Regions from separate parts of the Homo sapiens genome. Here all the other regions are linked to region 2. The links are chromatin loops, found by intact Hi-C in ENCODE. Cell type or tissue: endothelial cell of umbilical vein. All regions are shown on one strand. Region 1 has its middle 62 kb from the start of CTIF. Region 2 overlaps CTIF (cap binding complex dependent translation initiation factor). Region 3 has its middle 50 kb from the start of CTIF.

Region 1 (8,000 bases), 87 kb after region 2:
CCAGCTCAGGTGCTCATTTTAAAATCTGGTTATTTGCTTTTTTGCTGTTGAGTTGTTTGAGTTCCATGTGTCCTGCTTATTAATCCCTTGTTGGATGCACAGTTTCAAATATTTTCTACTCTTCTACAGGTTGTCACTTTACTCTATTGATTGTTTCCTTTGCTGTGCAGAAGCTTTTTAGTTTGATAGAATCCCATTTATCTATTTTGCTTTTGTTGCTTGTGTTTTTGAGATCTTGTTAAAAAAAATTTTTGGCCAGACTAACGTCAGGAAGCATTTCCCCACGTTTCTTTCTAGTAGTTTCGTAGTTTCATGTCTTCAGATTTAAGTCTTTAATCCATTTTCAGTTGATGTTTGTATACAGTGAGAGATAGGGTTCTAGTTTCATTCTCCTGCATACAAATATCTAACTTTCTTAGCAACATGTATTGTAGAGACTGTCTTTTCCCCAATGTATGTTTTTGGTGTCTTTGTCAAAAATCCATTAGCTGTAAATACATTAATTTATTTCTGGGTTCTTTTTTTTTTCCAGGCTCAAGGTTGAGTTTAATAGTACAGGTAGAAATAGAATCTAGGGATCTGATTCTCACATTAGAGGATAATGATATCTTCCCAAAGGGGAAAAATAAAAGTATTTATTTTGGTAGATAACATTGATAAATCATTTTTGAAATATATAATATAAATTTCCTTGAAAATGTTTGGCATTTGTGAGTCTTTTTAGGTTGAGGTTTTTAGGTATTTTTTTTTCCCAAAAAATATATAAAGTTAGGGGAGCTAGCTTTAAACAACAAAAAAATTAATCTTAATTTCAAAATGACCTGAGTTCATCTTGCATGTTTATATAAATCAATTGTACAGCTTGAGTACTCTGAAACATAAAAGGCCACCACACTTCATAGAGTTCACACACATGCATTCTACAGTGATATTTATATGACCAGAACTTATTTCACATTTACATAAAGTTTAAAATTAAAATGTCTTAGTCAAATTTTTCATAAGCCCAACTATTTGAAGATGTCACAGTTATTACAGTGGAATAATTAATTCATACATCATACAGTATTAAGTTAGTCCCCAGTTCCAGTATTTATAATATTCACCCCATGTGAAAATTTCTTTGTACTGGCTAAGATGTGAGCCGTGAAATTTATATTGCTCAGTTTGGTATTTTTCCCTGTGTCTATGTTTTCCATCACAAAACCTCTATTTCACAATTCTGTACTTATAAAAGCCCAGGTTGGTTTATGTAGTCATAATGCAGTAGTCTAGAACATACCATGTAAAAGTAAAAAATAAAATTATTTTCAAGTTTGTTTTTAAAGTGCTCCATGTGCTGTATTATATCAACTTTCAGGTTACAGAAATCCACTATGACTGGTAATAGTTTTACAAAAAATCAGCAGTTAAGCAAGCATGATTTCTTCAAGTATGTATACATAGATTAAGAGAGCAAAAATTCTTTAGGCACATTCCTATTCAAATAATACAAAAAAACCCACAAGAGTACATAAGAGAGATGGCAGAGGTGTTTAGAAGGAAGGTCAGAGTGTCAGGGACTAATTTGTAAGGTAATTAGTGTGTAAACTCAAAGTGGTTTTGAATATTTTGGTAACAAATATTTGTCCAAAAAAAAAAAACAAAAATACTTATTCCTTATCAGAAAAAAATACAAAACAAATCTGTCCAAATGTTCAGAAGCTGCATCATAAAAATACTTTTTGAAAAATTTCATGCCTAATAGGTTGCTTCATCCATGTTGTCATCACTGTCTGGGCCAAAATCATTTCCATCTTCGAATTATGAATTAATGTAGTCATTTTCCTCTTCTTGCTCTTCTTCATTATATCCCTCCTGTTCTGCAGCATCATCGTCATCGTCATCATCACCTTCTTTACTTTCCTCTTTGCTTCCTTCTTCCTTTTCATTTTCCTCTTCTGAATTTTCACCATCACCTTTCTTTCCCAATTCCTCAATTTTTTTCAACACATCTGAAGTATTAGTGAGGTGACTTTGCCTGCGTCTTTTGCCTTTTCGGGTTTTGGGCCTGTGTTTTTACATTTATTTCTTGGCGTTATCTCTCTTGGAAGTCTTCTCCAATCTGGTATCCATTCTTCTTTATATACCTTCATGTATCTTTTACTATACCTTTCAATATCTTGTCTTTCTTCAGGTGTTTCAATAAAATAAGGCATTCTTTTCATTGTTTCTCTCAACTCCTGTTTCAAAGCCAGCATGTATTCTTCATCTTCTGTTTTCAGTGGCACTGATTTATAATCTGCATCAGGAAATAGTGGGGGTGGTTTCAACACTACATAAGGTAACTTTTCACCTTTGCTAAATCCAACAGCCTCAGTATTAAAGGTATGAGCAGCACATCCTCCTCTTCCTTTATTCCCAGCCATCAGATCTAGTTATACTAGACGAGTGGGCAAATTCTGAAAGGCATCTGCCTGGCTGCACCCATGCCCAGCATGTTGGCGCTCAAGTGGTACACCCACAAGTCTCCAGGTGGTAGTATCTTTTGAATTCAAGAACACTTCTATGAGTCGGGCAACCATGCCAACATTTGGCTGGTGCATGGCTCCAAGCAGGACGTGGTGATTGATACAGGCCTGGGGCTGCACAGCCTCCCTGAGTACCTGTACTCCTCTGGCCTCTTGTAGGACCTCAGGGCCAAAGAGTTATTTCTGGGTTCTTAATTTATTCTTTTCCATTGGTCTATGTGTCTGTATTTAAGCCAGCACCATGCTGTTTTGGTTACCATAGCTTTGTAGTATATTTTGAAGTCAGGTAGTGTGATATCCCCAGCTTTGTTCTTTTGGCTCAGGATTGCTTTGACTATTCAGGGTCTTCTGTGGTTCTATATAAATTTTAGGGTTGTTCTTTCTGTTTCTGGGAAGAATGTTATTGGTATTTTGATAGGGATTGCATTGAATCTGTATATCACTTTTGGCAGTATGGACATTTTAACAATATTAATTCTTCTAATCTATGAACATGTAATATCTTTTCATTTTTTGTATGCTCTTCAATTTTCTTTCATCAGTATCTTATAGTTTTCATTATGGAGATTTTTCACCTCTGGTTAAATTTACTTCTGGGTATTTTTTTTCCTAGCTATTGTAAATGGGATTGCTTTCTTGGTTTCTTTTTCAGATTGTTCATTATGGGCAAATAGAAATGCTGCTGCTTTTTGTATGTTGAGTTTGTATCCTGCAACTTTATTGAATTTGTTTATTAGTTCTAACAGTTTTTTGGTGGAGTTTTTAGGTTTTTCTAAATCATATTGCCTGTAAACGGGGACAGTTTGAATTCCTCCTTTCCAATTTGGATGCCTTTTATTTCCTTCTCTTGCTTAATTGGTCTGGCTAGGACTTGAAGTACTATGTTGAATAACAGTGGTGAAAGTGAGCATCCTTATCTTGTTCCAGATCTTAGAGGAAAGGCTTTCAACATTTCCCCATTCGGTATAAAATTAGTACTAATATGTTAGCTGTGGGTTTGTCATATATGACCTTTATTGTTTTGAGGTATGTTCATTTTATACCTAGTTTGTTGAGAGTTTTTATCATGAATTAATGTTGTATTTTATCAAGCATTTTTCTCCATCTATTAGAATGATCGTATGGTTTTGTCCTTCATTCTGATGATGTATCACATTTAGTGATCTTCATATGTTGAAATATCCTTGCAACTTGATCATGGTATGTAATCTTTTTGATATGCTGTTAGATTCAGTTTGCTAGTATTTTGCTGAGAAATTTTGCAACTATGTTCATCAGGAATTTTGGCCTATAGTTTTCTTTTTTAGTTGTGTCCTGGTCTGCTTTTGGCATCAGGGTAATGCTGGTCTTGTAGAATGAGTTTGGAAGAATTCCTTTGCCTTCAATTTTCTGGAATAGTTGCAGAAAAAAATAGTATTAGTTCTTTAAAATTCGTAGAATTCAGCAGTGAAGCCAACCAGTCTAAAGGGAGCAATTTTGAGGCCTTCCACAGATACCCTCAGATCCCACCTATGGCAACCTCTGCTGGCTTTAACCAAAACCTACCCCCTCTAAGTCAATTCTCCCTCATCCTCCTGAATTGGAGTGGGGAGTTGCTTCTCTCTATACATCCGTAGAGGGGTTTTACATGCAAAGATGATATTTTGTCGCCCCTCCCTTACTTTCAAAGCAATTCCTGGTAGAATTCAGAACATCTCAGCCCTGTCTACAGAGAAGTGGGTCTGCACAGTCCTTTGTGGAGTCTGCAGAGCCGTGTGTGTGACCCACATGGGGTCAAGGACACAGGATCCTACCTATGATCTGGTCTTCATTCCTTCTCAGGGAATGGGGCCAACTCATATTTTGACCTGAGTCAAATAGACCTAAGTTTGAATTCTGCTTCAGCCACTGTCTAGCTGTATAACATTGTGCCTCTTACTTTTTCTGAGCCTGGTTTCCACATATGTAAAATAGGGATGACAACATGTATTTTGCAGGGTAGTTATGAGACCTGAATGATCCAAATGACCATGCTGTGTACTAGCTGTGTGACCTTAAGCAAGTTACTTAACCCTTCGTACCTCTGTACTTATGGGTTGTTATGAGGTATGAGTGCATTAATATTTGCAAAAAGCACATGAGAGTGCCTTGTGCATACAAAACATTACTTAGTGTTAACTATTGTTAATATTAAAGTATGTAAACTGGCTGATGTGCAAAAGGCCTTCAGTAAATGTAAGCTATTTTATCTTCTCCTTCTCAAGCCCACAGGTTCTGACTGTAGAAGTCTGGTTTCTCTGAGGCCACCACAGAGTTCCAGGCAGCCCGTTTATCTGGATTTGAATAGTTTTAAGTAAGTGGCCTTGGTTTGCCTTCTGGCACACAAAAAATAAAGTAACAGAGACACCTAGTGGGAGCTGATAGCAAGTGCTCCAGCAAGTCTGAGTGCCTGTGTCTGGGATCAGGTGGAGACCCGGAGGATGGAACCACTGTGGCCCATGAGTGCACAATGAGGCCAACAGGCTCTCTCGAGCCATGCCAGGGCAGCCTTCACCAATGGGAAGCCCTGCTCATCCACCCTGCAGCTGGTCCTTGTCACCAAGGCTCTGTTCTGAACAACCTCTGGGGACAAAGAGTCTGTTGCTGTATCAGCTCACACGGGTGGACCTAGCCTCAGGTCGTGGTGGGGGATGTAGGAAAGCAGACAGTTTTCTGCTTTGAGGAGTTGGCAGAAAACGATTGGACTTGGCACTTTTTTTGCTGTGTGACCTCGGATGAATCATTTAGCATCTCTGAGCTCCAGTTTCCTTGTGTGCAAAAACAGAGTTAGTAATAGTGAGGATGGTTTAAAATGATGGATGTAGAAAGCGAAGTGCTGAGTCTATGCCCATACCCCCTTGAATGCACCCGAACTTGTCTGATCTCAGAAGCTAAACAGGGTCAGGCCTGGTTAGTACTTGGATGTGACAAAGTTAAGCACTGTGTTGTTGACACACAGGAAGCACCCAATAAATGGTAGCTATTGTTGTTATTGTTATGATTTTATGGTGGATAACCGCACATGAAATAAATAGGGAATAAATCCACACAATATTGAACCAAGTGAAAGCCATCGTAGTTTATAGCAGGTGAGAGACAGGGCTATTCCAGATCTGCAGTAGTTAGGTGAGGCCTCATGGAGAAGACAAGATTTCTGATGAGCCTCTGACTGCAACAACAAACAAATTATACTCCTACTGGCTGAAACAATTATGGGGTGTGTTGGCTCATATAACTTGGTAAGATTTGATCCAGTGCCTTGATGATGTTACGAGGAGCCAATCTTTTCTTTTAAAAATATTCTTGTGACATAAAAAAGATTTAGAAAACGACATAGCATTCACCTTAGGAAATAAAATAGCAAATATAGTTGAGGCTTCCTGGCCCTCCTTCAGTTGCATTTCCCCTTCCCCTACCCTGCAAAAAGAACCACTCTCCTAAATTTGGTGTTTATACTTCCCATGGATGTATTTATGTTATTATTACATATGTGTGTGTTCCTAAACAACATATGGTAAAATTGTATGTTTTAAACCTTTTTATAAATATGTCATAGAGTATGTGTCTGTATTTGTCTGTTTGGGCTGCATAACAAAATACCATAGATTTGGTGGCTTAAACCACAGAAATGTATTTTCTCAAAGTTCTAGAGGCCAGGAAGTCCAAGCTCAAGGTGCCAGCCAGGGAGGTTTCATTCTGCAGACTGTTCTCTAGTCTTGCAGGTAGCTACTGTTTCTCTGGGTGCTCACGTGACCTCTTCCTTGTGCTTGTACAGGGAGAGAAAGAGAGATAGCAAGCTCTTTGATGTCTCCTCATGAGAGCCCCATCCTCAGGACCCCAACTAATGCTAATGATCTCCTAAAGACCCCATCTCCAAATACGATCACATTTGGGGTAGAGTTTCAATATGTTAATTTTGAGGGGATACAGATATTCTGCTCATTTCATTCCACTTCTGCCTCCCACAAAGTTCATGCCCTTCTTACATGCAGATGCATTCATTCCATTCCAACAGTCCCAAAAGTCTTAATTCATTCCAGCATCAACTCTAGTTCTAAAGACCAAAATCTCAACTAAATATCATCAAAATCAGGTATGGATGAAAATCGAGCTACAATTCATTGTGAGCAAAACTACTCACCAGCTATGAACCTGTGAAACCCGACTATTATGTGTTTCCAAAATATAACGGTGGAAAGGGCATAGGATGAACATTCCCATTCCAGAAGGGAGAAATCAGAAGAAAGGGGTGACAGGTCCCAAGCAAGTTCAATACCTAGCAAGGCAAATTCCATTAGATCTTAGGGGTTGAGAATAATCCTCTTTGGTTCAGTGCTCTGTCCACCCCCCATCCCAGCCCACTGGAGTGGCAGCATCACCTCACCACTCTCTGTGGCAACCTCACCTGCACAGCTCTCTGTGGTGGCCATCTGGTCTACTGAAACTGAGAAGAAACCAACCTTACCCCTTGGTTCTGTGATAGGAGCCCTGATGATCTCTGAATTGCCTTCAGGGTCATTGTTGCCTTTTCTTGAAGGACAAAGCATATTTCTCAACTGAATAGTTCTACCATCCTGCTCTGTAGAATCGCAATATCCAACAGCCTTTTTTCAACCTGTCTCACTTTCTCTGTCCCCTTTAGTTCAAACTGGCAGTGCCTAACTTCTATCCCTGGCTCTTATGAGCTGGCTAGCGAAATCCATGTGTTGCACCCATGATCTCTTTATCAAATGTTTGGCCAGCCACAACCTTAGTGTGCTCTTTAGAGGTGAAAATGCTTCTTCATTTTTTGTTTTTCCAATATGCATAGGCTGAGAATTTTCCAAATCTTCAAGCTCTGGGTCCCTTTTTTTTTTTTTTTTTTTTTCAGTCTTTTGAGACAGAGTCTTGCTCTGTCACCCAGGCTGGAGTGCAGTGGTGCAATCTTGGCTCACTGCAAGCTCCGCCTCCTGGGTTCACACCATTCTCCTGCCTCAGCCTCTCAAGTAGCTGGGACTACAGGCGCCTGCCACCACGCCTGGCTAATTTTTTTTTTTTTTTGTATTTTTAGTAAAGACAGGGTTTCACCGTGTTAACCAGAATGGTCTCAATCTCCTGACCTCGTGATCCGCCTGCCTCGGTCTCCCAAAGTGCTGGGATTACAGGCATGAGCCACTGCGCCGGGCCCAAGCTCTGGGTCCTTTTTGATTAACAATTTTTTTCAATTTCTCTCTTCTCTCTCATTTTACTATAAGCAATAAAGAGAAACCAAACGACTCCTTTAACATTTTGCTTAGCAATGCCCTCAGCTAAACATCCAGTTTCATTGCTTGTAAGTTCTACCTTCAACAAAACACTAGAACAAAATTCAGCCAGGTTCTTTGCCACTTTGTAACAAGAATCACCTTTCCTCCAATTTCCAATAAACTCTTTCTCATTTTCAGCTGAAACCTCACCAGTATTACCTTTAGCAGCTGTATTTCTACCGACAGT
Region 2 (8,000 bases):
ATATTCTTAAAGTTAAGACTCACAAAGAATCTATGAAATAGGATTTGAAATCTTATTTTCATTTTGTAGATGAGGTGAACTGAGGCTCAGAAAGCATGAGTGATTTATTCACAACCCTGTGACTTGCCAGGCAGGAGCCTGTTTCTCTAGAGCCACATTCAGCTGTTCTCTCCAGCATCACTTGCTATACCTGCCCTCCCAGCTCGCTCCACCTCGCTGACACCCTAAGTACAACCAGCACCAGGGTACTGCTCTGCTGCAAAACCTTCAATGGCTCACAGCTGCAGAGTGTGTCAAGCCCCCCACTGGTCTCCACTGTCCCCTGCCCTCTAACCTCTAGCCCCTCATTGCCAACCCCACTGTGACAGAGCAGTCACTCTGTCCCATGAGCACAAGCCATGCTCCCCTGTTACTAACTCCCTGAGAACACGTTCCCCACTTCTTTCTGACTAGCATGGAGACACCTCCTCCAGGAAGCCTTCTCTGACTGCTCTTACTGAGTTATTTCCATAGTGATCTCAGGCCCTGCCATAGAAAGTGGCTCTCAATAGACTTGCCCTTGTTTTATTTGCTAATTACTCAACTATCGTCGTCCCTGGGGCAAAGAACACATCTTTCCATGGGCACCATGTACCCAGGCACAAAGAAAATACTCAATGACATTTGCTGCTCTATTAGAAGACCAGTCAAGTATAAGTTACCTCCTCAACATAATAAACATGTTCCAATATGGCTATTTATAAGCTCAACTTTTTAAACAGAATATCGTTCTTCCCTGACTTCTGCCACATCATGAGGGTGCTGGACGTCCACCCATCTGACTGGTCACCAGTGACACTGCTTCTGTTTCCTTCTGTCCCTGGACATCCCAGCTAACCCCACTGTCCCTGTGCCTCTGTCACGATGCCTACGTGAACTCCAGGAGTTAATATTTAAAGATTCCAGGGATCTTTCTTTAAAGAAAGACTTCTGCTATCATAAGGCTAGACTATGAGGGCAAGATTTATTGTCTCTTCTGTTCACCTGCTATATCCCCAACTCCTAGAAAAAAGCCAGGTACATAAGTTGTTGCTGAAAAATATCTGGTGAATAAATGAGACTACTAACCCTTTGACTATTAGCTTCACAGAATTTTTTAAAAATTTAATGGTTGAATGAAAATCCAAATCCACAGTCTGTTAGACAGGCTGAGATGAAGGGCCCTGCCTGTGGGGTATTGCAAGTCATGTAGGAGTGCCCAGGAAGTGCTGTCATTTAGACATGACTCAGCATTCTTTACCCCTTCCAATGGCCCCACTCATGTTATCCACCCAGAGCCCAAAGGGGTTTCCACAGCCTTTCCAAAGCATCCCTTCCTTCCCATGAGACAACAAATGGGAACCCCCACCCCAAAGGCAATGGATGCTTTTCTAGCTGTCACCTCTGCAACAGAGGTGTCAAATATGACAGGTACCCAGAGCATGGGAGGGACATCGGCAGCAAGCTGTGGTTGGTGCCAGCCCTGATGCCACCACAGGACCTTGGATTCATGACTAATGTCATGCAGACCCCCTGTAAGGGCAATCCCCCCTAGACAACAGGACTTAGCCATGAAAATCTCCACCCTTGCCCCTCGAAAGGCCTCCCCTGAGGTGCTGGCCAGTCACAGAACCTATTTTGGGTTTTACCTTCTCTCTCTTCCCCACCAACTTTGGGGAGGCCCAGTATGTCCCACTCACTCATTTTCATAGCATGCACCTGTGTCATGGTCTTGTCTGTAAGCTCCATGAGGGCAGGGCCTGCCCTGATCGCCACTGCACCCCAGCAGCTAGAACAGGACTTGGCACACTGTAGTCAACACTGGCTGAATGAATGAATGAATGAATGACTCCCTTTCCCTTACACACCACACTTTCTCTTGTTGATGGTTTTATTCTTTTGCGTGCGTGTTTACTCACTGACACTCACTGAGAAAGTAGTGAGTGGGGCAAGGCTGAGAAGCAGAATGCCCAGACACTGCAGCCAGCCGGGGACTGTACAATGGGCTGGCAGAACTTGTTGCCTGTTAAGAAGCCCACAGAGTATGCCAGCATCCCTGAGTGAAGGGTGCTGTGCCCTGCAAACTATCATCAGCTCAGCTTTGTAAGCAGCCTCATGCCCACCCTCAGCCTCTTGGGCAACTCACTCTGGCAAAGGAAAGGGCACAAGTTCAGGAGGCCGGACCCCAAGATGCCTAGCACAGGACAGCAAGAAGGCACACGCTAGAGCCCCACCTTCCCATCCCACATGACCGTTATCTGGGCATGGATTTATCTGCATGGCAGGGTGGGGCGCCCAAGCCAGATGATCTGTCTGTCCCCCACATAACAAGATTGGAGGTACGGGGCACTACCCTCCTGAGAGCTTGCATGGTTGTGTGCCAGGCACTGTCCCAGGCATGTGGCAGCTCATCTAAACTTCATAGTGACCCTACAAAATAGGTACTATTATGATCCCTTATTTTACAGATCAGGGAACTAAAGCACAGAGGCCCTGCCCCTGGTTTCCATGGCTGGTTCTGGGGCTGCTGGAAAGAACATAAGATGGAGGGTCAGAGGATGTGACCTCCTGTCCTGGTGTCAGCAGCAAAATCCAAGAGACTTGCAGTCTCTCGGGGGATCTTTGTAAAACGGAAATGATAATACCTTCCTTCCCACATGCCCCAAGGCAGGAGAGCACTTGGAAAACTCATGAAAGACAACACAACTGAGTGGCAGGTGCTGTTATTTAAGGCTACAGCACACCAGCGATTTCTCAGCTGTTTCCTGTAGAAGGGAAGGCAAGGCCCTTGACAGCCAGGAAGCACAAACTACAACTAGATCCTCTCCGCCAAGAACGCGTCACTGATGAAGGCAGTGCCACAGCAGGGCTGTGGGGCTTGGACTCCGTGGAAAACAGCTTGCAAAGTCTCCACATCACAAGACACACACAGACGGTGACATCAGTAATAAACAGGACCGGAGACAAATCAAGACCCGAGTTAATTAAATATGCAAAATTATTTAACATGACCATGGATCAACCAATTGCCATTAAAGGAGGAAATTGACTTAATATGCAAAAATTAACACAGTATTCAAGTAATGAGAAAGAGGTGATTCTTCCCTTAAAATTTATCTCAATATCAGGGTGGCATCATATTTTCAATAACATTAAGTTGTTTAAAACAAGCCGACCAGGCTTGGTGGCTCACATCTGTAATCCCACCACTTTGGGAGGCTGAGGCAGGAGGATTGCTGGGGCCCAGGGGTTCAAGACCAGCCTAGGGAACAAGGTGAGACCCCCCATCTCTACAAAAAAATAAAATTAGCTGGGTATGGTGGTGTGCGCCTGTGGTCCCAGCTCCTCGGGAGGCTGAGGTGGAAGTATTACTTGACCCCAGGAAGTCGAGGCTGCAGTAAGCTGTGTTCGCACCACTGCACTCCTGCCTGGGTGACAGAACAAGACCCTGTCTCAAAACAAAACAAAACAAAAACCTACACAACCACCTACACCAAGAAGGTAACCTCAATGAGAACTAAGCTTCTGTTTTCCAAAATATCTCCCCAAACTAAACAGCTTCATTTTATTCAAGTACCTAATGTTCTGTCAATAGTTAACTATTAGATGAAAGAGGGCAAATATTCTCCCAGGATAAGCCACAGGAGAGCCAGGCTTTGGGGACCTTCACAGAGGCCTAGCGAAGGCCGCCTGCAGCAGGTGGGGCTGTCCCCGGGCTGTGACACGGAGCTGTACTCATCTACCCTTCCCCAGCAAGGCCTCCATCCACACATGGGAAGCTCCCTCCACCACCCACAGAGGTCCGGTCCTGCTTGCACCCAGGTGGCAGGCAACACGTCTGGGTACCACCTACGGCCACAAAACCACTTTTCTCTGTAGAACAATCTTCTAGCCTCTAGGACACCCGATGCCTAAGTCCTTGCCCCTAAGATAGACAGGACCATGGGGAATGCAGCTGCCAGGAAGGAACACTTCAGAAAAGCTGGCTCCTGAAAATGAGGAAAACCCCAATTTGGCTAAACCAAGGGAGAGCCAAGTGTGGTCTGAAAGCAGCCATATAGAGAGCAGCCTTTCCCCCAGATCAAAAATCTCCAGCAGAGATGAAACTGAGATTCCGGGTTCTCAGGAAGTCTTTGAGCCTTTTGAGGGGGTAGGGGACTGGTGCTGATGGCTGGGGCGGGGAACAGGGCCAGAGACCACAAGCAAGAGGGAAGCACCTGGGAAGACCCCACCCCACTCAATCTCAGGGGTCCCAAATCTTACTGTGTCAGGCACAGGCCAACCAAGGAGAAAACAGAGACAGCAAAAACCTTAGAACAGGGCCAGGCACGGTGGCTCACGCCTGTAATCCCAGCACTTTGGAAGGCTGAGGCAGGCAGATCACCTGAAGTTAGGAGTTCAAGACCAGCCTGGCCAACATGGCCAAACCCTGTCTCTACTGAAAATACAAAAATTAGCCAGGTGTGGTGGTGTGCACCTATAATCCCAGCTATTCAGGAGACTGAGGCAGGAGAATTGCTTGAACCCAGGAGGTGGAGGTTGCAGTGAGTCAAGATCGCGCCACTGCACTCCAGCCTGGGTGACAGAGTAAGAATCTGTCCAAAAAACAAAACAAAACAAAACAAAAAAAACCTTAGAACAGGAGACCCTTCTGTACAGGGCAGAGGAGCTGCAGGCCAGAGTGGGGTCCCATAGGGAAACTGAGTAGATACCATAGTTGAAACTGTCTCCCAAGATCCCAGAGAGATGAATACAAAAGTCACCTTCAAACCACTACCAAGATTGAGGTCAGCTTTTCACTGGCAGGAAAGTGAGTCACCCCAGCCTTTCCTGCTCCTAGTACAGTTTACATCCCCAAGGGTGGAGGAGGCTGGGTGTCATCCCTGCAGACTAACCAGTCCCTTATGGGAATGGTGGGGGTGGAGGAGGGGCCAATCAAGTCACTAATCTGCAAACAGGGAGCATCCTAAGAAAGGGCCGGTCTGCAGCCCCAGGCTCCCACCTGCCCAAGAGGCGGGTGCTATGCTAAAGCTCCTAAATGCCCCCCAGGCTATGTGGGGTCATTTGCAGGAGGAAGCAGGGAAGGTGACATTCAGCGTGAATCTCCTTTCAGCGTCAATATCTTTTCAGTGTGAAGTGTCATTTCAGTGTGCAGTCTCCTTTGCTGATTTTTATGACAAGAGTCTAAGGCAAATCACTCTGGCCCAGGGAACTGGTTCCAATAGATTACTGGTTTTCATATTTGTGTGGGGCATGGCAACTATTGAAATATGTCTTCCTTTCAGTTACGGTTTTGAAATGTGGACCTAAGTCTCTAGCACTCATTTTTATCAGGCATAATTATGATCATGCTCGATAAAAATGAGTCTATTTGTCTGGAGTCCTCAGTCCCAGAGAACAGTGCTTTCTACAGTTCTTGGCCTGCATAAGTTCCCAACAACCAGGATCAATTCCTCTTGTAGCAACCAAAACAAACTGATGTCCCCTCTCCAAGCTTAGAAGCCTAATTTGCCAGATGTTATAGCCTCCAGAGGTTGCCAGAGATGGCCCTGAGATCCCGGGGGGCTGCAGAAAGAAGAGTCAACAGGCAAGGGGGAGATGCTGACCATGCCACATCAGTTCTAGTTAGTGGGGCCTGCTCCACCCAGTTTTTATATAAGGCCACCAGTGAGAGGCAGCATGGCCCAGTGGATAAGAAGGCAAACTCTAGAGCAGGACTCCTGAATTCAAATTTTGCCTTTGCCACTTAGTAGCTGTGTGACCTGAGGCAAGTTACTTAACCTCTCTGTTAACTCTGCCTCAGTTTTCTCCTCTCTAAAATGTGGGTGATGATACTACTGCTCATCTCATAATGTTTTCATAAGGATTAAGCAGTAAGTTAACAGTTTTAAAGCACTTGGTACAGTGCCAGGCACATGCCAAGTGCTGTGAGAATTGCTTTTATTGTTAAAAATAAAGAAGAGTTGTTTCCAGAAAAAAAACAGTATGGCTAAAATGAAGTTGAAAACCATTGTTTTAGATCAGGGGTGAGCAAGTGTTTTCTGTAAATGGCCAGACAGTAAATATGTTAGGCCTTGTGAGCCATATGTTCTTTTTTTTGTAACCAGCCAAAAGCAACCGTAGATGTACGTGAAGAAACAGGCATGACTGTGTTCCAGTAAAACTTTCATTTAGAAAAACAGGCATTGGGCTGGAGTTAGTCTGCAAGTTGTAGTTTGCCAACCCCCAGCCTAGACCAAATTCCCTATTTTACCGATGAGAAAAATAGAGTGGGGGTAATTATCTGACACAGCTGGAAGCCAGGTCTTGGTCCTCCTAGACCAGGGCACTTTCTAAAATCAAGTGCCCCAGGAAGGAAAAGAGAAGTAGTCAACAGTTCATTCAGAATATAGACACACTTCCACTGTGTTCTGCCAGGGGACAAGGACACCCTGAGAAAAAGTGACACTGAGGCCATTGCTTTCCATCAGTGATACTTTGGGCTTCCTGAAAGTGGGGCACAGGGATGGAGTGTCCCCTGATCCATCTCTGCAGCCCCCAGCAGCCAGCACAGGGTCTTGCCACAGTGGAGTTTCTCTGAGAAGGGTCTTAACTGTGGATGGTCTTGCTGCGAAAGACTCCGTTGCTGCAAAGCCAAGAGCCTGCACTTCCCAGTCTCAGCAATTTCTGGGAATGGCTGAAGAAATAAAGCTCCACTATATGCCCAGGACAAGGGGGAGCCACTTTTAAATTATTAGCCACTTTTAAAGAATTAGCATATAAAAGGGGCTTCAAGCAAAACATTTACTAACTATAACTGAGCTCAAATGATACAAGCAAGTTTTTATAAACACTCCTTTTTTTTTTTTTTTTTTTTGAGACAGAGTCTCACTGTCGCCCAAGCTGAAATGCAGTGGCACAATCTTGGCTCACTGCAACCTCCACACGCCAGGTTCAAGTGATTTCCTGCCTCAGCCTCCCATGTAGCTGGGATTACTAGCATGTGCTACCACACCCGGCTAATTTTTGTATTTTTAGTAGAGATGGGGTTTGGCCATGTTGGCCAGGCTGGTCTCGAACTCCTGACCTCAAGTGATCTGCCTGCCTTAGCTTCCCAAAGTGCTAGGATTACAGGCGTGAGCCACTGCACCCAGCCAAACATTTCTTTTTCACTCCTCCACAAAAGACTGCAAGTAGAAGATGAATCTAAACCTCAGGGAAGGTCTGTAATAAGGAAGGATAGGCCGGGCAGTGGTTCATCCCTAGAATCCCAGCACTTTGGGAGGCCAAGGTGGGAGGATCACTGGAGCCTAGGAGATCGTGACCAGCCTGGGCAACGTGGTGGAACCCTGTCTCTACAAAAAATACAACAAATTTTGTGGGGTACAGTGGTGTGAGCCTGAAGACCCAGCTCCTCAGGAGGCTGAGGAGGGAGGATGGCTTGAGGCCAAGAGGCGGAGGTTGCAGTGAGCTGAGGTCACACCACTGTACTCCAGCCTGGGCATCAGAACAAGATTCTGTCTCAAAGAAAAAGAAGGAAGGATATTCCTTTTTGTGAGACCAGTTGTTATGGTTAAAACAGCCTCCAAGCCGGGCGTGGTGGCTCACGCCTGTAATCCCAGCACTTTGGGAGGCCGAGGTGGGCAGATCACAAGGTCAGGAGATCGAGACCATCCTGCCTAACACAGTGAAACCCCATCTCTACTAAAAATACAAAAAATTAGCCGGGTGTGGTGGTGGGTGCCTGTAGTCCCAGCTACTCCAGAGGCTGAGGCAGGAGAATGGCGTGAACCTGGGAGGCGAGCTTGCAGTGAGCCGAGATCACACCACTTCACTCCGGCCTGGGCAACAGAGCGAGACTCTGTCTCAAAAAAAAAAAAAAAAAATAGCCTCCAAATTCTATGAAATTCCTCCTAACAAGAAGTAGGGTCTGTGTCCCCACCGTCTTGAATCTGGACTCTGTGACTGCTTGACCAGTAGTATATGGAAGTGACACTCCAGAG
Region 3 (8,000 bases), 75 kb after region 2:
GTGCCAGTTCTAAGCCTAGGTCACTGCCATGGGGAAAAAGCCTGGGCTGGCCTGCTGGAGGATGAGAGACACCATGTGGAGGAGAGGCGAGGCACCCTAGACCACATCCCATTAACTCACACAAGCAGAGCCACCGTCAACCTGCCGCTGACCACAGAATCATGAAGGACCCCAGCAAAGACCGGAAGAGCCACCCAACTGAGCCTAGCTTAAGTTGTTAGCCTACAGAATTGTGGACTAAATAAATGGTGGTTGTCTTAAGCCACTAAGTTTTGGGATGATCTGTTTCCTAGCAGTTAGATAACTGATACTCCTATTATGACTGAAGTACTTTATAAATACTAAGCATACTAGCTTTGAAGATAGATCTGATTTTGAGTCCTAGCTCCACAACTTACTAACTGTGTGACCTGGGACAGTTTTTAAAAACTGTCTCTGTTCAGATTTCTCATCTATAAAATGGATACAATAATAGTACTTATGGAATTTCGCTAAGATAAATGAGATTATACATGCAAAGTAACTAGCACAGTGCCTGGCATACAATAAGTCTTCCTTTATGGAGTTCATTATTATTACCACGAACAATACTCATGGTCCATCTTACAAAGTTGCAGCTGTTACACCTGTTTTATAGGAGAGGAGAGTGAAAGTCAGAAGGCTGACTTGTTGATGATAGCTGCCATACACAGAGGGCCCACGATATCCTGAAATTGTCATAAGCTGCATCTTCCAGTACTGGGGCCATAGGACCTGAAGGTGCAGCACAACCTAGGTGAGCCCAGGTGAGCTGAGACCAGGCTAGGGCCCGGGTGAGGAGAAGAGCCCACTCCCTCACCTCTTGGGGAGAACAGTGATGACTGGACCTGCAGACTTTCCAGATCAGTGTTCTGTCAGAAAGGAGCTGAGCCTGAGAGCAGGAGAGTAAGGAATGCCATAGGAAGGTGCTACTTCCTCCTCATTTCAGCTTTTACCAAAAGCTGAGAGGGAAGGGGGTCTGACAGGTGTAATTCTCTAGTCACTTTCTCATTCTGCTTCCCACAATTGGGTCATCTGCTACTGAGCCCCACAGGGCATGTTGTCTAGACTCTCTCCCACCCCAGTCCAGACAAAGCCAGAATAATGAATCATAGGATAACTAGGTCTTGGACTCCATGTTCTTCCAAAAGTCAGAACAATCCCATCCACTTTCTTACCACCAAAATTGCACGCATATACATTTGTGGTACACTCACCCCCAGTTCCCTGCTCCCCGTCCCTCCCACTGTTTCTCCCTCTGCGTGCTCTATGTCTACACACACACACTTATGCATACACACAAACACACACACACACTTGCACACTATTTATCTTACCATAGTAGTATTTAGACTTTGGGTTTTCATTGTATACTTAATTTTTTGCAATATTATTTATCACTGCCTGTTATATTTCCTATTTATTTGTCTTCTTCAACTAAAATATAAACAGAATATCCAGGAGGGATATTTTGTTTCTGATGTAGCCCCAATGCCTAGAACAGTGCCTAGCACATAGTGGGTACTAAATAAATCTTTGTTGAATTGAGTGAGTGAATGAATGAATCATATGTGTGTATGTGTCAGGGTGGGGTGGGGAGGAATGGATGATAAGTGGAGAATCAAAATATCATGTGTTTTTAAAGCATCAAGACCCAGACAGGTTGAGTGTCCAAGGTCCTAGAACCTGTCAGTGGAAAGCTGAGACTAGCTCCCATGTTCCGCTGAAGTGGAGGTGAAGAGCCAGAGCTTATTGATGAAAAGCAGTTGAGAAATGTACTGCCATTTTCATTTTATTGATCGTTTTTGTCCCCTCTTGTAGATCAACACCAATCCCTAAACTGACTTGCCCACACACCAAAGATAGGCCTTGCTGTCCTGAATAGCTTTTTTTTTTTTTTTTTTTTTTTTTTGTGCACACTTAGGAAGAGATCATATCCTGGGTGTGCTACTATACAAATCAGGGTGATGTGTTCTGCCTTCCAGGAGGCTCTTGGAACAGTGACAGCACAAGCTTACTATTCCATTTTCATATTTGAACAACTTTGAATGAAGTGTCTTGACTGGAGCTGTTTTTAGAAACAATAATAAGAATGCTTTCCCCTCCTTTTTCCCACTTTGTTGTTAAACTAGCCTTCCTCTCTCCCCCTTTTCCCTCCTCCACATTCTCTGGAAAGTGTTAGTTTCAATCTCCACCCAAATGCATATGGGAGCTTCAGCAGGGAGTGCAGAGTGATGGTCTGAAAGTGTGGGGAACCAGAAGATTCCACTGACTCAGGCCTCAGCCAGACTGGGTATGCGCCTGAGAACTGTCAAAAGAGAACACACAGACCAAGTTACAGTGTTTCCCCCAGTCATGGTATGCTGGCACTTGTGGGTAATTTAGAAACCCAGATATGGGAATTTTTCATGTTGTCCTTGTAACATCTCATCTCTTCCATCCAAGGTTTAATCATCTATCTTTCAAGCTCTGGGTTTTATCAGAATTGTTGTATTGTTTCCATTCAATTCAATTCCTGTTTATTGAGCAAACTGTAAAGGAAAACTCTAATTTGGCCAAGGTATAAGTTAATTGGAACAGTTAAATAACAAAACAATCTGGTACATACCCCTCTTGTTCTCAGTAATAATTCCTAATGCTTACAATATTGCCCGACCCATGTTAGGGACTTGATAAATATTTGTTGAATGAATGAATGAATATGCTAAGTACCGAAAGGGGGCAGTGCCTCCATTAGGTTTCTTAACGTCTCCTTGGGTGACCCACAATATTTTCCCAATTGTCTCCTGCCCTCTAGCACTCTTCCAAACTAATCCATTCTCCACTTGACTGCCACTGTAATCTTTATAAACTGAAAATTTGCTTGTGTCATGCCCAGGTCTAAAGTACTTTAACTTTCCATCATGGCTCTCCAGTGCTCTCAGGACAAAGTTTATTTATTTTTATTTTTTGTTTTAATAAACAATATGTATTTCTTAGATTTTTAATTTCTAATTTTTATGGGTCCATAGCAGGTGTATCTATTTATTGGTACATAGGATAAAGTTTATTATGTCATTCATTTATTCACTGAACTGAAGGTCTCCTGAGGAAAGATCACCACTGAGCCTTGGGCAGAAATTCTCAGCCTGGGGGCTGTGAGGACACACAATCAGATACCTTCTTTTATTATTGAGTGCCCAATGTAGAGATAGACAGCCACTGATCTAGAAACATATGGAAAAAAGGCGTATAACATTATAAGGGTATATGCATATAAGGGTATATGCAGCATGCAGCAGACAAAGCCTGCTTGTGAGAGGTAATGCTGGAAGTGAGCATTTCTTTTCTGAGAAGGCCATTCCAGGACAGGCTCCACCCAAATCAGGGATAAACCAACAGAGAGAGAAGCCGTGCCATTTCACCACTTAGTGTCATATCATCCTTCCCTGGGCAATAAAATCCCCCAGGTTAGCCTCCTGCCCTCTCCTGGAATTTCCTTGTCACAATCTGGCTGATTTTGGCTTTGGCCAAGCCTCTTTTCTGGGGAAGTTGTCCAACGGAGCTTGCCTGGAGAAAAGTGTGTATTGCATTGTTGCATATCCAACCTAGGAGAGTCAAGAAAGCAAACCTCAGGCAACACACCCAGAACTCAGTGGGTCAGAATAGAGCAGGAGTGGAAGGCTCCAAGAAAGAGATGTCTGAGAAAGATATCTGATATTATTTGTGGTAATTAAGACATCTTAACAATGGAATTAAGATGAACAATGCAAGGGAAAAAAAAGATAACTAGCAATTTCAAAATTCTGTGCAAGAAAGGAGTACTTCCTGGTACAAAGCTGACCTTCAGGAGCCAGCTCTCTGCTTGGGGTGAAAAGTGTAAACATGCATAAATAGTTATTAGTTAAGTTTCTGTCTCTTTTTCCCCCTTGCTCAGGACCCTCTTCAGCCAGCAGGTCTTAGTTCTGTCCCCAGCACAGCTTGCTCATTCAGGTCCTTAGTGACCTCCCAGTCTTGACACCTCTTCCCCTAGGACATTTACAATCCCACTGACCCCTTAATGCCCATATTGTATTTCTCAAGATGTCTCCCTGAACCATTCCACCCCAAAGGGATATCATTCTCTTCTGAAATTCATTAGCACCTATACTCTTAAGGAAGTTATCACTAACTAGTCAAGATTTTAAATAGTCTTTTAATGGGTATATATCTTCTGCAACCTTCCAAAGGGAAAGGGTACCCCTCTTCTTAGGCACACCAGGGACCTAACAGAGTATGCTCAGTCAACATTTATCCACTGGTTGATGATTAATGCCTGAGCCATGTGGCAGGGCTCCAAACATCACAGGCATTCCAGGAAGGAATGCAGAAGCTGCTAGCTATGTTATCTCACCAAGTGAGCTCAAGATAATGTAGAAAGCTGGATGGAGGCCAGCCCTGGTCCAAATCTCTGTGAGTGCCCTTTTTGTCTCTTAAGAAGGCTATTATACAGACCCTGACCTGGGTGACAAAATTCCTGAGGCTAGAGGCCTCCCCTCCCCCTAGAATTTCCAAGTCATAGTCTTGTTGATTTCTGCTCTGGCCAAGACCCTCTCCTGTGGATGACGTTTGTGTGAGGATGGCTGACAATGAATGTAGACCGTGCTGTTGTATATATATCAGATTAGGCAGCAGCCGGCACAGGTGGTCCTGACCTGGCAGTGGACTCTGAGTTGCTGCTGAAGTCCCCAGCTCCTTCCTGACTGTCGACTTTTTATGTCTTCATTGAGTACCTCTTAACCTTCTCAGTATGTAGTTCTTTGTCATAGATCTAAGTCTTTGATTTCACAGGACACGGGCAATACAAACTGGCTGGCTTCTCGGTGACCACATGCCCCCAGTACCCCTGCGTTCTTGCCTTGGTCCTATCTGGGGAAATGTTTTCCCTGACCCAGGGGAGCAACCTGGTTAGAGTAGAATAGAGTCAAGCAGGGTAGGCCAACCTGGGTAAGCTGAATTGTTGTGGAGGAGGTGGTGGGTGATGGTGATGTAAGAGGCCTTAGCTAACATTTAGTTCAACCCTCTTGTCTTACAGATGAGGAAACTAGTGCTCAGTTTTAATTAATTTCAGTCACAATATAAATTCATTTAATCTCAAGAGTTAGAAAGACACTTAAAATTCTTGGGAGGAAGTCATGTCATTCAATAATTCATCCAATGCTCGGCTGAGCATGATGGCTCATGCTTATAATCCCAGCATTTTGGGAGGCCGAGGCAGGCAGATTACCTGAGATTAGGAGTTCGAGACCAGCCTGGTCAACATGGTGAAACCCCTTCTCTATTAAAAATACAAACATTGGCCAGTCATGATGGTAGGTGCTTGTAATCCCAGCTACTTGGGAGGCTGAGGTAGGAAAATCGCTTGAACCTGGGAGGCAGAAGTTGCAGTGAGCCAAGATGGCGCCATTGCACTCCAGATTTGGGCAACAAGAGCGAGACTCCATCTCAAAAAAAAAAAATAATAATAATAATAATAATAATTCATCCAATGCTTGAGTCCTTTTCACAGTGTCCTGGCCACGTAGTTTTCTCAATCGTGCTTGAAAACCTCCAGTGGCAGATATCTTACTACCTGCTCATCACATATTCAGACAACTTTGGTTATTTAAAAAGTGAGTTAAAGAGCTGGAACTGGACACCAAAACTCCTGCATCTTTTTCCAGTATTCTCTCCCTTCTACCAGGCTGATGCTCAGTTCTTTTGAGGAACCCCAAGGGATAGAGGCATGAAAGATAGCTGCCTACTTCTCAGGGGAGAGAGGCCAGAAAAACTCAGAGGGGAAGACTTTAGGGTGACAGGGAAGAATCCCCTCTGTGTTCTCTGATTTAGCTGGGGCACAGTTTTCCTAAAAGAAGAGAGAGACAAGGAGAGACAACAAGGAGAGTGGAAACCCCGTTTAAATCATTCCCTTACTAATGATGTCTTAGAATGTAAGAAAAGACACCGTTTTAGTACTCTTTTAGGAGACTGTTTGGTGTGGTACTTATAAACTAGAGAGAAACTCCAAAGTCAGAGCTCCTTGGGTAGGAATGTTGCAACCTTATCTCCTGCAATGGTGGAAAAAAATTAATGGTCAAATGGATATTTACAGAATGTCTCACGGGTCCCAGATCTGTGCTAGGTTACATAAACACCCTCCCACTTACTCCTCATAATAACCTTGTGATGTGGGGGACAATAAGGCTGTAAATCTAAGTATTTGCTTAAAGTTTTACAATAAGTGATTGAGGAAGGAATAAATCCAGACTTCAAGACTCAGAGAAGAGCAAAAGCTTTTCCTGCTCTGAGCTTCCTTTTTGTGGATCCTGGCACAGTAGAAAACAGACTTGTACTCTCATGACCATTATTATGGGGTTCCTGGAGTCATTGTAGGGGTGTGGAGAGCTGCTAGAGATTAAAAAAATGGAGACAGTCAGCCTCTTTGGGGCTGGCTTCTAGAAGTGGCCATTATAATAGGGTAGAAACATGTGGTTGTCTTGGAAAGGAAAACTCTTGTGAACTAAAAAGTATTGGAGAGCTATGGATTAGAGGAAGAGCAGGATGAGAAGGGAAGCTGCCTGAACCCTGAGAAGGAAGCCCTTTTAGTTTCCCAGGGTGAGAGGCTAAGGAAGGTCCCCAGACACACCCCTCCATCATGGCCAGGGCTGGCTGGGGACACAGCTTTGGAAACAACAGTGTGCTGGTAGCTGAAGAGAGCCAGGCCTTCCTGAGGCTAGGAAGGATGAGAAATCTGTTCTTGCCATCCCCACTTTCATTCATTCATTTGCTTGTTCATTCAACAAATATTTACTGAATATCTATTGTGAGAGGCCCCTGTCAACCCTCTTTAGCCCATGGTACCCTGATGCATTCCTTTGATGTCTCAAAGCTGGTAACACCCATTATCTGGATCTCTGGTCCAGGACTCATACCTGAGAAGTTGTCTTGTCTACTGGTATAACACACCACTCCCAGACTTAGTGACTTAAAACAGACAGTATTATCACTTATGATTTTGTTGGCTGGTTGGGCTCAGCTGGGTGATTCTTACTTAGGATCTCGTACGTATTTTCAGTCAAATGGCAGCTGGTCGTAGAGTCATCTGAAGGCTTGAATGAGCTGACACCTGAAATGGCTCACTTACATGGCAGATGATGCCGTTGGCTGGGAGATGGAGCTGTTGACTGGAAAGCCTGCGTGTGGCTGTCCATGTGGCTTGGACTTCTCACAGCATGGTAATGGGCTTCCTAGGGAAAGTGTCCCAAAAGCAAGGATTCTAAGAGTCCAAGGAAGAAGCAGCAAGGCCTCATGACTTAGCTCAGAAGCTCGAGCACATTACTTCTGCTGCATTCAAGTGTCAAGGAAGATGGCCCATATTCATATGGAGAGGAGCAAGACTCTTCTTCTTCTTCTTCTTCTTTTTTTAGACAGACTCTTGCTCTGTCTCCAGGCTGGAGTGCAGTGGCGCAGTCTCAGCTCACTGCAACCTCCACTTCCCAGGTTCAAGTGTTTCTCCTGCCTCAGCCTCCCAAGTAGCTGGGACTACAGGCACATGCCACCACACCCAGCTAATTTTTGTATTTTTAGTAGAAATGGGGTTTCACCATGTCATCCAGGATGGTCTCGATCTCTTGACACTGTGATCCACCCACCTCGGCTTCCCAAAGTGCTGGGATTACAGGTGTGAGCCACCACGCCTGATCTCTACTTCTTAATGTAAGACATACTACTGTAGTACAGGGAGTCCAGAATTGTTTGAGGCCACCACGGAAGTCTGACCTTTGGCTCTGACAATTTATGAACTTCCATATGCGTAATACACTTACCCTCCCATAATCACCAAAAGTCTTCTTCCATTTCAGCACTTGCTCTATATCTTCATTAAATCAAATCCAAGTGTGACTGAAGCTCCTTAAATGTGTGGGGGTTTGGGGTTTTGTTTTTTGGTGTAGCTCCTTGGGTATCATTTTTTTCAATCTAAAGAC

Evidence for each region. A loop is a pair of places that touch in the nucleus more often than their neighbours do. Peaks named below come from ENCODE experiments on the same cell type or tissue, not always from the same donor. Only the 100,000 strongest peaks of a DNase experiment are listed, where the experiment ranks them.
Region 1: it touches region 2 in a loop (4-fold over the local background); 2 of 110 quality-filtered maps call a loop at or near these places.
Region 3: it touches region 2 in a loop (5-fold over the local background); 2 of 110 quality-filtered maps call a loop at or near these places.

The regions. Positions count from the first base shown.
Region 1 is chr18:48,472,969-48,480,968 of GRCh38, reverse strand. It overlaps the pseudogene RNA5SP456 and the pseudogene POLR3GP2. Among named protein-coding and RNA genes, the nearest start is that of CTIF, 62 kb to the left of the region's middle. In endothelial cell of umbilical vein, a CTCF peak has its summit at 4,900 (motif pointing left); a DNase peak (open chromatin) is centred at 4,848.
Region 2 is chr18:48,560,110-48,568,109 of GRCh38, reverse strand. All of the region lies in intron 1 of CTIF (cap binding complex dependent translation initiation factor), which reads right to left. Among named protein-coding and RNA genes, the nearest start is that of CTIF, 25 kb to the right of the region's middle. In endothelial cell of umbilical vein, no CTCF peak of the experiment used is centred here; DNase peaks (open chromatin) are centred at 2,779 and 4,849; H3K27ac peaks cover 3,123 bases.
Region 3 is chr18:48,485,087-48,493,086 of GRCh38, reverse strand. No RefSeq gene overlaps it. Among named protein-coding and RNA genes, the nearest start is that of CTIF, 50 kb to the left of the region's middle. In endothelial cell of umbilical vein, no CTCF peak of the experiment used is centred here; a DNase peak (open chromatin) is centred at 4,416; H3K27ac peaks cover 942 bases.